2 separate regions of the Homo sapiens genome follow, and region 1 is linked to region 2. Evidence: read pairs that join two places in POLR2A ChIA-PET (ENCODE). Cell type or tissue: PC-3. All regions are shown on one strand. Each heading gives the region's core, and the rest is flanking DNA. Links, peaks and the distances in the headings are about the cores only.

The links. Peaks named below come from ENCODE experiments on the same cell type or tissue, not always from the same donor. Only the 100,000 strongest peaks of a DNase experiment are listed, where the experiment ranks them.
Region 1: POLR2A ChIA-PET joins it to region 2 with 8 read pairs; 2 of 35 experiments call an interaction of 5 or more read pairs at or near these places.

The regions. Positions count from the first base shown.
Region 1 is chr14:72,530,439-72,534,831 of GRCh38, forward strand. The region is part of intron 15 of RGS6 (regulator of G protein signaling 6); the gene reads left to right. Among named protein-coding and RNA genes, the nearest start is that of MIR7843, 16 kb to the left of the region's middle. In PC-3, for the core only: no CTCF peak of the experiment used is centred there; no DNase peak of the experiment used is centred there.
Region 2 is chr14:72,678,535-72,682,927 of GRCh38, forward strand. All of the region lies in intron 7 of DPF3 (double PHD fingers 3), which reads right to left. Among named protein-coding and RNA genes, the nearest start is that of MIR7843, 160 kb to the left of the region's middle. RefSeq lists an enhancer at 886-1,733. In PC-3, for the core only: no CTCF peak of the experiment used is centred there; a DNase peak (open chromatin) is centred at 2,557; H3K27ac peaks cover 1,051 bases.

The sequences.
Region 1 (4,393 bases), core at 215-4,214, 150 kb before region 2:
GCACTTTGGGAGGCCGAGGCGGGTGAATCACTTGAGGCCAGGGGTTTGAGACCAGCCTGGCCAACATGGTGAAACACCGTCTCTACTAAAAAATATATAAAAATTAGCCAGGCGTGGTGGTGCATGCTTGTAATCCCAGCTACTTGGGAGGCTGAGGCAGGAGGATTGCTTGAACCCGTGAGGTGGAGGTTGCAGTGAGCCAAGATCACACCACTGCACTCCAGCCTGGGCAACAGAGCGAAGACTCCATCTCAAAAAGAAAATGTTAGAACAATTTAAAGAGACAACAAATGAAACCAAAGACCAATGATACCCCTCAGCCTGGGCTCTGAGACCATTAGGGATGGCTGAGCCAAGATTTTCATGCTCCTCTGAGCTGAGTGTAATCCTCATTCTCCTTCTGTGCAGAGAGCAGGAACTTGATGCAGTCATAAACCCAAGCAAGTATGGAGCCAGTAAACTTGCTGAACATTAAATTCCAACCGGCATTTCAGTGAACATGTATATTCGACTAATATCTGAGCCTGTGCTAGACAGTATGCATCTGTAAAAATAAACACATACTGTTCCTCAAGGCACTTAAACAAGAGTGAGCTGGATTTTTGTCTGAAATTTTCAGAAAAACACTTAGTGAAGTGTGTTCACACTAAGTTTGTTAAATCAGAATACGTCTGGACTATCCAAGTAGTCTCAGAACCAGGCCACTATTGGAGGCTGGGCGCGGTGGCTCACGCCTGTAATCCCAGCACTTTGGGAGGCTGAAACAGGTGGATCACTTGAGGCCAGGAGTTCGAGACCAGCCTGGCCAACATGGGGAAACCCCGTATCCACTAAAAATAAAAAAATCAGCTGGGTGTGGTGGTGCATGCCTGTAGTCCCAGCTACTCATGAGGCTGAGGCACGAGAATCACTTGGAACCCGGGAGGCAGAAGTTGCAGTGAACTGAGGTCACACCACTGCACTGCAGCCTGAGTGACAGCAAGACTTTATCTCAAAAAAAAAAAAAAAAAAAAAAGAACCAAGTCAGTATTTAATTTCATTTGAGTCCTTCCAGTGGGTTTATTCCCATTAGTGGGGTAACTCCCCTGCTTTTGTAAATATGAGGGTATCTCAGGAAGAATAAGTCCCAAAACAAGATTCTTTGGGTTCCAACCAAAGATGAAACCAAGAGGGCCTCACATGTGACCAAGACATTTTCTGCTTTCTACTTTCACTTTCTTTTTGTTTATTTTTTAAATTGAGATGTAAAAGTTGTATGTATTTATGGTATATAGCATGCAATTTTGATATATGTATACATTGTGGAATGGATAAATCAAGCCATTTAACATATGCGTGGTCTCATACACTTATTGTTTGTAGTGAGAACACTTAAAATCTACTCTCAGCAATTTTCAAGTATATAATATATTGTTTTTAACTGCAGTCTGTAGTCACCGTAATGTTCAAGAGACCTCTTCAACTTATTCTTCCTCTCTAATTATGTGGTGTCCTTTGACCAATGTCTTCCCAGTCCTTCTCACTCCCCACAGCCCCTGGTAGAATGGCCATTCTGCTCTCTGCTTCTGTGAGTGTGATTGTCTTAGATTCCATATACAGGCACATCTCGTTTTATTGCACTTCCCTGTATTATGCCTTATAGATTCTGTGTTTTTTACAAATTGAAGGTTTGTGGCAACCCTGCATCAAACAAGTCTATCAGCACCATTTTTCCAATAGCATGTGCTTACTTTGTGTCTGTGTCACAGTTTGGTAATTCTTGCAACATTAAGCTTTTTTAGTATGATTATATGTTTATGGTGATCTGTGATTGGTGATCTTTGATGTTACTATTGTAATTGCTCTGGGGGTGCCCAACTGCACCCGTATAAGACAATGAACTTAATACATGTTGTGTGTGTGTGTTTTCTGACTCCTCTACCAAATCAGCCATTCCCCCATCTCTTTCCCTCTCCTTGGGCCTCTCTACTCCCTGAAATGACAACTATATTGAAATTGGGCCAATTAATAACTCTGCAGTGGTCTCTAAGTGTTCAGGCAAAAGGAACAGTCGCATGTCTCTAACTTTAAATCAAAAACTGGAAATGATTAAGCTTAGTGAGGAAGGCATGTTGAAAGCCAAGATAGGCTGAAAGCTAGGCCTCTTATGCCAAACAGCCTAGGTGTGAATACAAAGAAAAGTTTATTGAAGATTGAACATGCTACTCCAGTGAACACACAAAAGATAAGAAAGCAAAACAACCTTATTGCTGATATGGAGACAGTTTTAGTGGTCTGAATAGAAGATCAAATCAGACACAACATTCCCTTAAGCCAAAGCCTAATCCAGAGCAAGGACCTACCTTGCTTCAATTCTATGAAGGCTGAAAGAGGTGAGGAAGCTGCAGAAGAAAAGTTTGAAGCTAACAGAGGTTGGTTCATGTGGTTTACAAAAAGAAACCAAGTCCATAACATAAAAGGGCAAAGTGAAACAGCAAGTGCTGATATAGAAGCTGCAGCAAGTTATCCAGAAGATCTAGCTAAGATCATTGATGAAGGTGGCTACAGTAAACAACAGATTTGCAGTGTAGATTAAGCAGCCTTATATTGGAAGAAGATAAATCTAGGGTTTTCATAGCTAGAGAAGAGAAGTCCATGCCTGGCTTCAAAGCTTCAAAGGACAGGCTGACTCTCTTGCTAGGGCTAATGCAGCTGGTGACTATAAGTCGATGCCAATGCTCATTTACTATTCTGAAAATCCTAGGGCCTTCAAGAATGATGCTAAATATATTCTGCCTGTGTTCTATAAATGGACCAACAAAGTCTGGATGGCAGCACATCTGTTTGCGGCATGGTTTACTGAATACTTTAAGGCCACTGTTGAGACCTACTGTTGAGGAAAAAAATAATATTTCTTTCCAAATATTGCTGTTCATTGACAATGCACCAAGCCATCCAAGAGCTCTGATGGAGATGTACAAGGAGATTAATGTTGTTTTCATGACTGCTAACACAACATCCGTTCTGTAGCCTATGGATCAAGAAGTAATTTCAACTTTTCAAGTCCTATTATTTAAGAAATACATTTCATAAAGCTATAGCTGTCACAGACAGTGATTCCTCTGATGGATTTGGGCAAAGTAAATCAAAACCCTTCTAGAAAGGAGTCACCCTTCTGGTGGATGCCATTAAGAACATTTGTGTTTCGTGGAAAGAAGTAAAAATATCAACATTAATGGGAGTTTGGAAGAAGTTGATTCCAGCCCTCATGGATGACTTTGAGAAGTTCAAGATCCTAGTGAAGAAAGTAACTGCAGATGTGGTGGAAATAGCAAGAGAACTAGAATTAGAAATAGAGCTTGAAGATGTGACTGAATTGCTACAACTTCATAATAAAACTTTAATGAATGAGGAGTTGCTTCCTATGGAAGAGTAAAGAAAGTGGTTTCTTGAGATGGAATCTACTCCTAATGAAGATGTTGCAAACATTGTTGAGATGACACAAAGAATTTAGAATATTACATCAACTTAGTTGATAAAGCAGCAGCAGGATTTGACGGGATTGACTGCAATTTTGAAAGAAGTTCTACTGTAGGTAAAATGCTATCAAACACCATCACATGCTACAGAGAAATCTGTTGCGAAAGGAAGAGTCAATTGATGCGACAAACTTCATTGTCTTATTTTAAGAAATTGCCACAGTCACCTCGGCCTTCGGCAATCACCACCCTAATCAGTCAGTATCCAACAATGTCAAGACAAGACCCTCCCCCAGCAAAAGGATTATGACTCACCAAAGGCTCAGATGATCCTTAGCATTTTAACAATAAAGTATTTTTTAATTAAGGTATGTACCTTGTTTTTTCAGACATAATGTTATTGCACACATCATTGACTACATATAGTGTAAACATAACTTTTATGTGTACTGGGAAACGAAATATTTCTTATGACTTGCTTTATTGTGGTGGCCTGGAACCAAACCCACAATACCTCCAAGGTCTCCTTACATAAGTGAAGACAAGTGGTATTTTGTCTTTCTGTACCTGACTTATTTCACTTAACCTAATGTTCTCCAGGTTTGTTCATGTTATCACAAATGACAGGATTTCCTTCTTTGTTAAGACCAAATAGTATTCCATTATGCCTATATACTGCATTTCCTTTACCCATTTATCTATTCATTGATGGACTCATAGGTTGACTCCATATCTTGGCTACTGTGCTCTCCCTTTCTTTTGTGCTGGGTAAGGAGTGAGTCTTGGTGAATCCTTGTCATTGCTCTGTCTTTTTCTGGCCAGGCATCTCTAAAATGTGTCCCCCAGCTGATGGGAGGTCTGTGCCTCCTCCTTCGATCCCTTCCCTGGAAAGAGCACCAAGGAAGAGGTCCTTAATGACCAGTCCTGCCTCTCAG
Region 2 (4,393 bases), core at 190-4,189:
CTAGGTTGGCCTATGGCCTGACCCAGCCATGAGCAATTTCCTGGTACTGTATATGAGATCATTATAAAAAAGATTTTACTACAAATAGGAAGCTCGCCCAGACCTTGTAAGTGGGATTTAAATAGAGATTTTGCTTCTGCTTATGGGAAATTGAGTCCCGCTTTATAGAATAAGATGACGGGGAGGGCAAAGACCCGACTGGCATCTCTATGGCAGCATCTGCGATGATGGATGTGGTTTTCTGTTGATTAATGTTCATGGGCTGAGATCATATAAGAGATACAAGTAAGTTGCTGAGAAAATAAAGTGAGCCTTAAGAGTTTAGAAATCTACCTGAGGGAGATAACTCTAAAAAGCTCAAAGGAAAAAAAATGGAAATCAGGAACAAAGTTCATGAAGAAAGTAGAAGAAAAATAACAGAAGGCAGGGAAGAGCATTCAGATAAATCAAAGCAAGAAAAATGAAAAGTGAAGCTTCACACAGCCCCATCACCACGCTCAGGGAAGCGAGAGCAGGCATTCTGGAAAGGTATCAGTGCTCGCTACAGGATTTTTGAGTTAAATCAGGTTTTATGTCTATGGCAAACAAGGCCCCAAATCTTCCATAAAACTACCGCCCAGGCAGCACCGCCTCTCCCCCTCCCAGTCGGATCTCCGCTGTGGTGTGCCTGCCACTCACAGAAAGAATGACTGGCAGGGACAAACCAGCCGTCGGCAACAGCCACTCGTCTGGGTTCTGCTGAGACCAGAGCTGCGTCCCAAGCATCCTAGGGAACAGGAAACTGGCCAGAAGTTCAGGCTCCTCCTTGGCACGTGCACAAAAGCATGGCCTCACATCCTGAGCAGACGCTCTGACCACCTGCCAGGGCCTGGTGTGCACAAATGCGCGGCCACGCTCGGTGCCCACCACCCACCACCCAGCCCCAGCCCCAGCCCCAGCTGAGCAGCTCCATTTCTGGAGCCTGCTAGCCTGGGAAGTTGGGGTGCACAGCCCTTGGGGAATTCGGGGGCAGTGAGCAGAGCCCTCTGGGAAGAGATGCGCCTCTCCTCGCCCCTCTCGTTTGTTCCCCCCGCCACCCTCCACAGGCTGACAGTTCCCGTGTCCCTCTACAGGTCTGACATGTTTCCATGGCAACCGGAATCCTGGGCTCCGGCAGCCTCCGCTCTTGCCACCTGTTATGACTTCATCTCTCAAGTGTAAAGCATGCTAGCCCCGTGCCACTTGGCTGTGCAGAGCGCATCTTCAGAGGACGACGGAGGGAAGGAAAGGGGAGAGGAAAGGAGGGAAAGCAGACAGGCAGCCCAGGCCGGCCAGGCGGGACGTGCTGGCTAGGCCAGTCCAGAGGAGGAAGCTTGGGGGCCGGAGATGAGAGGGTGGGGAGTAAGGGTGGACCCCGACGTGCCTTCCCTGCAGAATCAGGAGCAAGCCTCAGCTGGAGGCCACTGCCACAGCCTGCTACCTCGGCCTAGCCTTTAATGAGGGCTGCGGGAGGAGGGAGAGGCGGGCTGGGGAGACAAGGCGCCTGCGAGGAGCTCCGGCAGGCCCAGCGTGAAGCAGAGCCAGGAGAGGGTTAAAAGTGGCGTGATAGAGACTGTGGGGAAGGCTGGACCAGAGGGCAAAGGGAGCATCAAAGCCGGGATAAATGGCCTTAATTCTCATGCTCCCACTCGCTGGTCGTGTTTACTCATATAAATTATCCCCCAGGCCTGACACCTTTTTTCACTGCTTCCCTAGAACTGATGAAAAAATAAATCCCACAGATCCCAGGAATAAAAAGTGTGGGGCTTTCATTCAGGCTGGTTCTCCTTGGCCACTAATAGCAACTCAGGTCCCGCCCCAGGGCTCCAGGAGGAAGACAAAGGAAGGCTTCATCCCAAATGTGGAGGGGCAGGGGGCCTGGAAGCCTGGCGGGGAAGCAGACAGTAGGGCCCGCTCCCCACAGGACCCTCCAATCGTCAGAGCCCTCGACGGCAGAGAACTCGCTCTCCCCACAGGCCATCTTGCCACCAGCTCTGAGGACACCGTGAATATATGGGAAAGTAAAGGGGACTACGCTGGAGCGGATGCGGAAGGCGCTGAGGCCAGGGCTGCTGTCATGAGTCCTCACATTTATGGATGGGGCTGATAAACTGTCACACTCCGCACCGTCAAGGACAAGGTGAGAAGATGAGCTGGAATGGCAGCACATGCCACAGGAGAGCTGGAAAGGCAGGTGGCTAACAACGAAAGCCATGGCCAGAGGGCGGGCTTCTCTGGAGAGGCCTCTGCACACAGGGAAGGGCCCCTAGGCCCGGGGTTTTGACTGCGTTGCCGATCTAGAGGCAAGAGAACACGCTAGGTGATGTCCTGAGGTCCCTTTCAGGCCTATTATTCAAGCATTATAATCAGGTGAAGAAAGAGACAGAAAAGCCAAGTTTTCCACACCCAGAGGAACCCAGCCTTTCATCACTGTTCTATACTCATGTAAATGCCTCTTTGCCTGTTACCCATGTGCTACCTGAGGGCACATGAGTAACACCTGAGGGCAGGAACCATGTCCTTCACTGCGGTATCCCTGGCCCCTGGCCAGCAGTGAGTGACACAGAGCTGACAATCAATGCTGAGTGAAAGGATGGACAAATCATCACAGAGGCTTTTTGAGGGGAAAAAAAATCTGCCAGGCAAAGGGAAGTTAATGACTAGGAATTGAGTGGACGGAGAGTCCCCCGAGCACAGGGTGACCATCCTAAGTCCCTCTTATATCGGGGCACAGAAGAAGTGGGAAGGAGAAATATTGGAGCCCCTTGGAGAGAAGAAAGCTGTGGTGTGGAAAGCCACTGCATCTACCTCCCCCAGGAATCCTCTCTCTTAGGCATTTCTTAGTCAACCAGAATGGAAGGCATCAAGAATCCCCAGGCTCAGCTGGCCCCAGAGTCTTGAGACTCATTCTGTCTCTCACCAGGGACTCAGCAGGAGCCAGTGAGAACAGAGGCCCCATCTTGCTGCGTGTTTTGGTGACTGTAGAAATAATATAAATATTTCAAAATGTGGCGTCAACCCTCCACCCTTCCTATGCCTGCCTTCTTTTCCTCCATCTTTATCCAATACTTACATCTTTAGATACAAACCTGGTGAATATTTACTCCCAAAAACTGTGCCATAAAAGCAGAAAACATATCCACTCACACTGATGTCTCCATCCTGAGATGGATATATTTGGTGAGAGTTGTAATTTGCGGTTTGCCAAAAGGCCACAACAATTTGCCAGCAGTGTGTGCACCATGTCACCAGCTCTGGGGCTAGATGGTCACACGGCCCCCAAGGAATGTCCTTTGTGCTCCAGCTTTAGGTGGGCAACCCTAGGTCTGCCATTAATGCTTCGGAATAGTAAGAAAAAGACCAAGTAAAGCTTAGGAATGGGTCGGATATGCTGGCTCACGCCTGTAATCCCAGCACTTTGGGAGGCCAAGGCAGGTGGATCATGAGGTCAGGAGTTCAAGACCAGCCTGGCCAACATGGCAAAAACCTCATCTCTACTAAAAATACAAAAATTAGCCAGGTGTGGTGGCACACACCTGTAATCCCAGCTATTCGGGAGGCTGAGGAAGGAGAATCACTTGAACCTGGGAGGCAGAGGTTGCAGTGAGCCAAGATTGTGCCACTGCACTCCAGGCTGGGCAACAAGAGTAAGACTCTGTCTCAAGAAAAAAAAAAAAAAAAAAAGCTTAGGAATGTTCTCAGTGTTCATGACACTGAGATGAATATCTCATTACGTGACACGTAATGAGATATTTCAGTTTTCCAGTGTTTGGTGATATGGGTCAGTTCATGCCCTGGTGTGGCAACTTGTGATTGCTACCAAATGAGTTTGTTGAAGGAGAAAATGTTAATTTGAGAGCAACTATATCAACCAGGCTCTGAACAAAGTGATGTCACTCCCCTTAATGAATTCCAGACAGCTTGGTGTGTTAGAGCTGGATGAGTTTTGTCTGTTTAAGTTGTCGGGATATTATTATCGACATAATTAGGATTCAACAAGCCCCTTGTTTTGCTTTGCCCAGCCGTGCCCTCTCAACCCTCTTCACTAGCACCACTGAACTCTGTCTGCAAGGGGACCAGCATTTTCTTTGTTCTTCAGACAGAAAGCCGTATTTAAGAAAAGGGAAAGCATGAGCCTTCTGCTTTAGACCTGAGGATTTGGAAGGAATCAAGAGACCACAGAGTCTTGGGGCAGCACAGCCTGAGGATGGTGGCACACGCAGGGGCGCACTCCAAAAGCAGGCCGGGAAGTTGGTGCTGAGAGTCAGAGACGTCTGCCCTACATGGGATAGAGCATTAGGAAAAGAGCAAAAACCAAGGCTGCCCCTTCAATTTGACAGTACAACCTAACTCCTGGCCAGTTACCTGGCTCAGT